2 separate regions of the Homo sapiens genome follow, and region 2 is linked to region 1. A link is an interaction called in ENCODE POLR2A ChIA-PET data of the cell type or tissue named here. Cell type or tissue: A673. All regions are shown on one strand. Region 1 overlaps SHE (Src homology 2 domain containing E). Region 2 overlaps ASH1L (ASH1 like histone lysine methyltransferase).

Evidence for each region. Peaks named below come from ENCODE experiments on the same cell type or tissue, not always from the same donor. Only the 100,000 strongest peaks of a DNase experiment are listed, where the experiment ranks them.
Region 2: POLR2A ChIA-PET joins it to region 1 with 13 read pairs; 2 of 35 experiments call an interaction of 5 or more read pairs at or near these places.

The regions. Positions count from the first base shown.
Region 1 is chr1:154,484,139-154,486,638 of GRCh38, reverse strand. SHE (Src homology 2 domain containing E) reads left to right here. Exons shown (of 6, transcript NM_001010846.3): 4 at 1-112; 5 at 577-696; 6 at 2,304-2,500. The coding sequence ends at 2,490. Among named protein-coding and RNA genes, the nearest start is that of TDRD10, 17 kb to the left of the region's middle. In A673, no CTCF peak of the experiment used is centred here; DNase peaks (open chromatin) are centred at 1,318 and 2,078; H3K27ac peaks cover 1,364 bases.
Region 2 is chr1:155,351,961-155,354,460 of GRCh38, reverse strand. It overlaps ASH1L (ASH1 like histone lysine methyltransferase), which reads left to right. Exons shown (of 28, transcript NM_018489.3): 17 at 1,603-1,755. Among named protein-coding and RNA genes, the nearest start is that of MIR555, 6.8 kb to the right of the region's middle. In A673, no CTCF peak of the experiment used is centred here; no DNase peak of the experiment used is centred here.

The sequences.
Region 1 (2,500 bases):
TGAGGCAGCACCACCGGCAGAAGAGCTGGACCCAGAAGATCCTGAAGCCAGCCCTCTCGGACCACAGTGAGGGAGAGAAAGTGGACCCGGGCCTGCCCCTGGAGAAGCAGCCGTGAGTCTCCTCCTCAGATCCTTGTAACAGACAACAGCTGGGAGCTTACAGCTTTGTATCAGGGAGCACATTGGCCCATTTCACATGATTATTTTTGTTAATGAACACTTGCCTGGATGGGGTTTTTAATGAAAACCCATCTTCAAAGCCCAGTGCATTGTGCAAAATGGAAAGTGCACTGCATCTCAACAAGCTCATTGTAAGTCTTATTCTTCTGTAGAGAGTGAAAACTGTTCAAATGACACTAGCGCCGTTAACTCACTCTTGTATGATTGATAGGCTTTGTGATCTGGGATCACCCAGATCTGCATTTTGTCTGTTCTGAATGTGAAGCAGGATCTAGTTCAGGCTGTTGCGTCTCTGCCAGAAGTTCATTTCAAACAACGCTTTATGGAGCAATGCCCAGTCTGGATTTGTATTTTGACACTCATGGTGCTTTCCCCTCTTCCACCCCCATTTTTCAGCTGGTATCATGGTGCCATCAGCCGTGCTGAGGCTGAGAGTCGACTACAGCCCTGCAAAGAAGCTGGTTACCTGGTTCGAAATAGTGAGTCAGGGAACAGCAGGTACTCCATTGCCCTAAAGTAAGTAAGCCCCATGGCTTTCCTCATCTCCAAGGGGAAGGAACACTGTGTGACAGTCTTCTAGTCAAAAAAAACATACTGTGAAGGTGTTTCACAGGGGTGTGCATTGCAGAAAATAAGAGGCATTTGTTTGGACAATGGAACATGAGACACTTGGATGAGAATGCAAAATTGGTATTGGGTAAATGCCTCCATTATCTATTATGATAATGAAGGTCTTATTGCATTATCTTTGTGCATTAGTCAATGTCTACCTTACATTACCTAATCTGGAGTAGGCCCTCTCAGTAGAGAAATAATTCCTGATGAAAAGAATTATTTCTAACAGGGTAGTACAGTCATTCTTCTTTTATTCCCTAGTATTGGGGACTTTAATAAATCAAGATCCCCCTGATTGTCAAAATGCCAACTGCAATTTTGACACCAGTTTCTTCTGGTGAAGAAGGAAATGCTGACTTGCCTGTTGCTCCCTCTGTCTGATTGTACACAGAAAATTCACTTTTGCCTGGTAGGCCTGGTGGAGTGTGTATCATGGAAATTCTCACTGCTCCGTGAGTTCAGTGTCCCTGTATTGGAGGATCATTGTCAAGAGCCCTAACAGCATTTCCTTCCTGAGGAAGCTGAGCCCCTGCAGCTGAAACAATCAGGCTGGAGGAGAACAGAGTCGGGCGGGGGAGTTGAGCAATATGGCTCAGAAAATGGGATAGGCCACCAGATATACAATACCAGGAATAGCTCGACTGTGTTCCTGAAATTGGTGCTTGTGGATTAAATCTTTGAGCTTTTGGTGCCAGCTTTCATTTTATACAACCAGGAATGGTCTTTCCAGATGCGAGGGGAGGAAATGGTTTTTATTATTATTATTTATGTGTTCTTTTTGGAAAAAAAGAAGAAGAACCCTTACTTACGTCCTTTTAGCTGTGGTGAGGAGGATGAGTTTTTTTGGGGTTTCTTTTCTTTTTCTTTTTTTTTTTTTTTGAGATGGAGTCTCACTCTGTTGCCTAGGCTAGAGTTCAGTGGCATAATCTCGGCTCACTACAACCTTCGCCTCCTGGGTTCAAGTGATTCTCCTGCCTCAGCCTCCCAAGTAGCTGGGATTACAGGTGCCTGCCACCATGCCCGGCTAATTTTTTTGTATTTTTTAGTAGAGATGGGGTTTTACCATGTTGGCCAGGCTGGTCTTGAACTCCTGACCTCAAGTGATCCGCCCACTTCGGCCTCCCACAGTGCTGGGATACAGGCGTGAGCCACCGTGCCCAGCCGAGGATGAGTTTCTACCTCACCTTAGTAGCCTCGTGCTTGGGCGTAAGCACTGGTTTTGCAATTTGAGAGCTAGAAGGGACTTGGCATTCTTTTTAATTGTTTTCTTTGTTCCACTACCTGATGACTCATATGTGATAAGGATAAACCACTCAAGGATTACATGCGTTTAGACTGTGAAATTTCTGAGAGTACCACTAGAGTGTGGAATGCATTTCTGTGTGTGTAGAACCATTACGGGATGGATGAGAACCTATCAACCTAGTGTGAATCTGGCTGCAATTGTTTTCAGTGGGGAGGGATCCTCTGCCCACTCATTCATGTCTCCTCCTTGATTTTCATTCCAGGACTAGTCAAGGATGTGTCCACATCATAGTGGCTCAGACCAAAGACAACAAATACACACTGAATCAGACAAGCGCTGTGTTTGACAGCATCCCTGAAGTGGTACACTATTATTCCAATGAAAAGTTGCCTTTCAAAGGGGCAGAACACATGACTTTACTCTACCCAGTGCACAGCAAGCTTCACTAAGATTCAGCCA
Region 2 (2,500 bases), 870 kb before region 1:
AAACATTTCTTTTTTTTGAGACAGAGTTTCACTCTTGTTGCCCAGACTGGAGTGCAATGGCATGATCTAGGCTCACTGCAACCTCTGCCTCCTGGGTTCAAGCAATTATCCTGCCTCAGCCTCCTGAGTAGCTGGGATTACAGGCGCCCGCCACCATGCCCGGCTAATTTTTGTATTTTTAGTAGAGAGGGGGTTTTGCCATGTTGGCCAGGCTGGTCTCGAACTCCTGACCTCCTGCCTTGGAATCAAGGTGATTCGCCTGCCTTGGCCTCCCAAAGTGTTGGGATTACAGGCGTAAGCCACCACACTCAGCCGAATTTCTATTAATTTATTTTAGTTGCTTTCCAGCAGATAATCTATTTAACAACTCCTTTTAGTATTGACCAAAAAAGTTATGATCCAAATATGTACACATCAGTCAGTAATAACCTATCCATCCCAGTTCTTCAGCTTTCCTCTCTTTAGGGAATAGAAAGAAACCTCCTACAGCCTTTCAAACATGACCTGTAGTCTGAAATAGTCATTAGGTATCAGATAGATAGTGGGCCCTCTTTGTTACTTCCTACCTTGAAAATAACTTGCAGACAGAGTAAATAGTGATACCAAATCCACTGGGGAAATTGGGGTGGGGGACGGGTAATTATCAGTGGGTGGACAGGTCATTATCAGTTTGAAGACCTTTTTATCTCACATTCAGATTCAGCTGGGGACGGGTCATTTCTCACATTCAGATTCAGTGGGGGACGGGTCATTATCAGTTTGAAGACCTTTTTTTCTCACATTCAGATTAGCACTGTACTCACAAACCATCAGATTTCCTTTCTGTAACCTTCAATAACAGCACTCCTGAGTTCAGATATTATCCAGAAGAGACTGAAAGCAGAGGAACTAGCATGTCCAAGCATCCTTTCTAACTGAAAACAGAGTGTTCAAAAGATCATGCTCTTTTTTTTAATCCTTTCCTTCTTCCCCTCAAAAGGTAGAAGCAATTCTATGTGATGTGTGAGGGATATGCTGAATGCTAACTAGATAGATTTAAAAATTTGCCCATAATCTTACATCCTGTCAATGATTTGATTGGCATAAATTCTTTGAAGTTATATCCTAACTAGTTTACTTCTTCTAATAATAACAGATATCATTTACAGAGTGCTTACATGTCAGGCACTGAGCAAAACACATTAAAAGCATTATCTCATTTAACCTGCATTATTTCCTTATGAGGGAAGTACTACCATTGTTCTCATTTTATGTTTGAGAAGCTGACCCATGGGTTAAATAACTTGCCCAAGATCACACAACTAATAAGCAGTGACACCAGAATTCAGATGCTGATAGATTCATTTTGAAGCCCAGACTTACAACTGCTATACTGTATTGCATTTGAGCACTAAGCTAAGGTCCCTCTTGCAGCATTTTGTCTCCAGTAAATTCCAGTGTTTCCTGATTTTTCATTACAGAAGATAGAAAGAACTCTGTGCCCACTAATCTACCTAATCACTTCAGGGGAAAATAGAGCAAATGGCAGGAATCCATTGGGAAAGAGAAAGACATGTAGAGCTCCTTGTTTCCTGTAACTTAATTTTCACTTTATTTTTCCAGATGTCTTCATGACCCAGTTCTCTGCCCTGCAGACAGCTCGATCTGTTCGAACAAGACGGTTGGCAGCTGCAGAGGAAAATATTGAAGTGGCTCGGGCAGCCCGCCTAGCCCAGATCTTCAAAGAAATTTGTGATGGTATCATCTCTTATAAAGGTGACTATAACCACCTTCAAATTCGTTCTTTTTTTCTTTTTCTTTTTCTTTTTTTTTTAAATAAATAGAGATAGGGTCTTGCTATATTGCCCAGGCTAGTCTCAGACTCCTGGGCTCAAGTGATCCTTCTGTCTAGGCCTCCCAAAGTGCTGGGATTACAGGTATGAGCTACTGCTCGTGGGCATTTCTTTTCTTTTTCATTTCTTTTTCTGTCTCCTGATTATCTTTGATATTATAGTGGCTTTTTGCAGTTTTCTTAACCTAAGGATATAAAGAGAAAAATGGGGACCAAACTGCCCTAAGATGTAAGATGTAAAGTTTTGAATTTTGAGGCACCTATTCCATTTACATTCCCAAAATAAATCACACTCTCTGCATTCTGTCTTTTTTTTTTTTTTTTTTTTTTTTGAGATGGAGGTCTCGCTATGTTGCCCAGGCTGGTCTTGAACTCCTGGCCTCAAGCGATCCTTCTGCCTCGACCTCCCAAAGTTCTGGGATTATAAGCATGAGCCACCATGTCTGTCTTGCATTCTCAAGTAGGCTCATCTCACCGAACATGAAACTGCAGTAAGTATGTCTACCATGTCACTGCATTCTGAGCATGAAACACGGGCTCTTTTACTCTGCTAGTGAAATTGCCAGAAATTAAGTATGGTAGCAAATGAGAAGTGGCCCCTCACCGTAAATTCCATTTTCATAATACAGAGTAACTGTTACAGGAAAAATCAATTACAGAAAATATTCA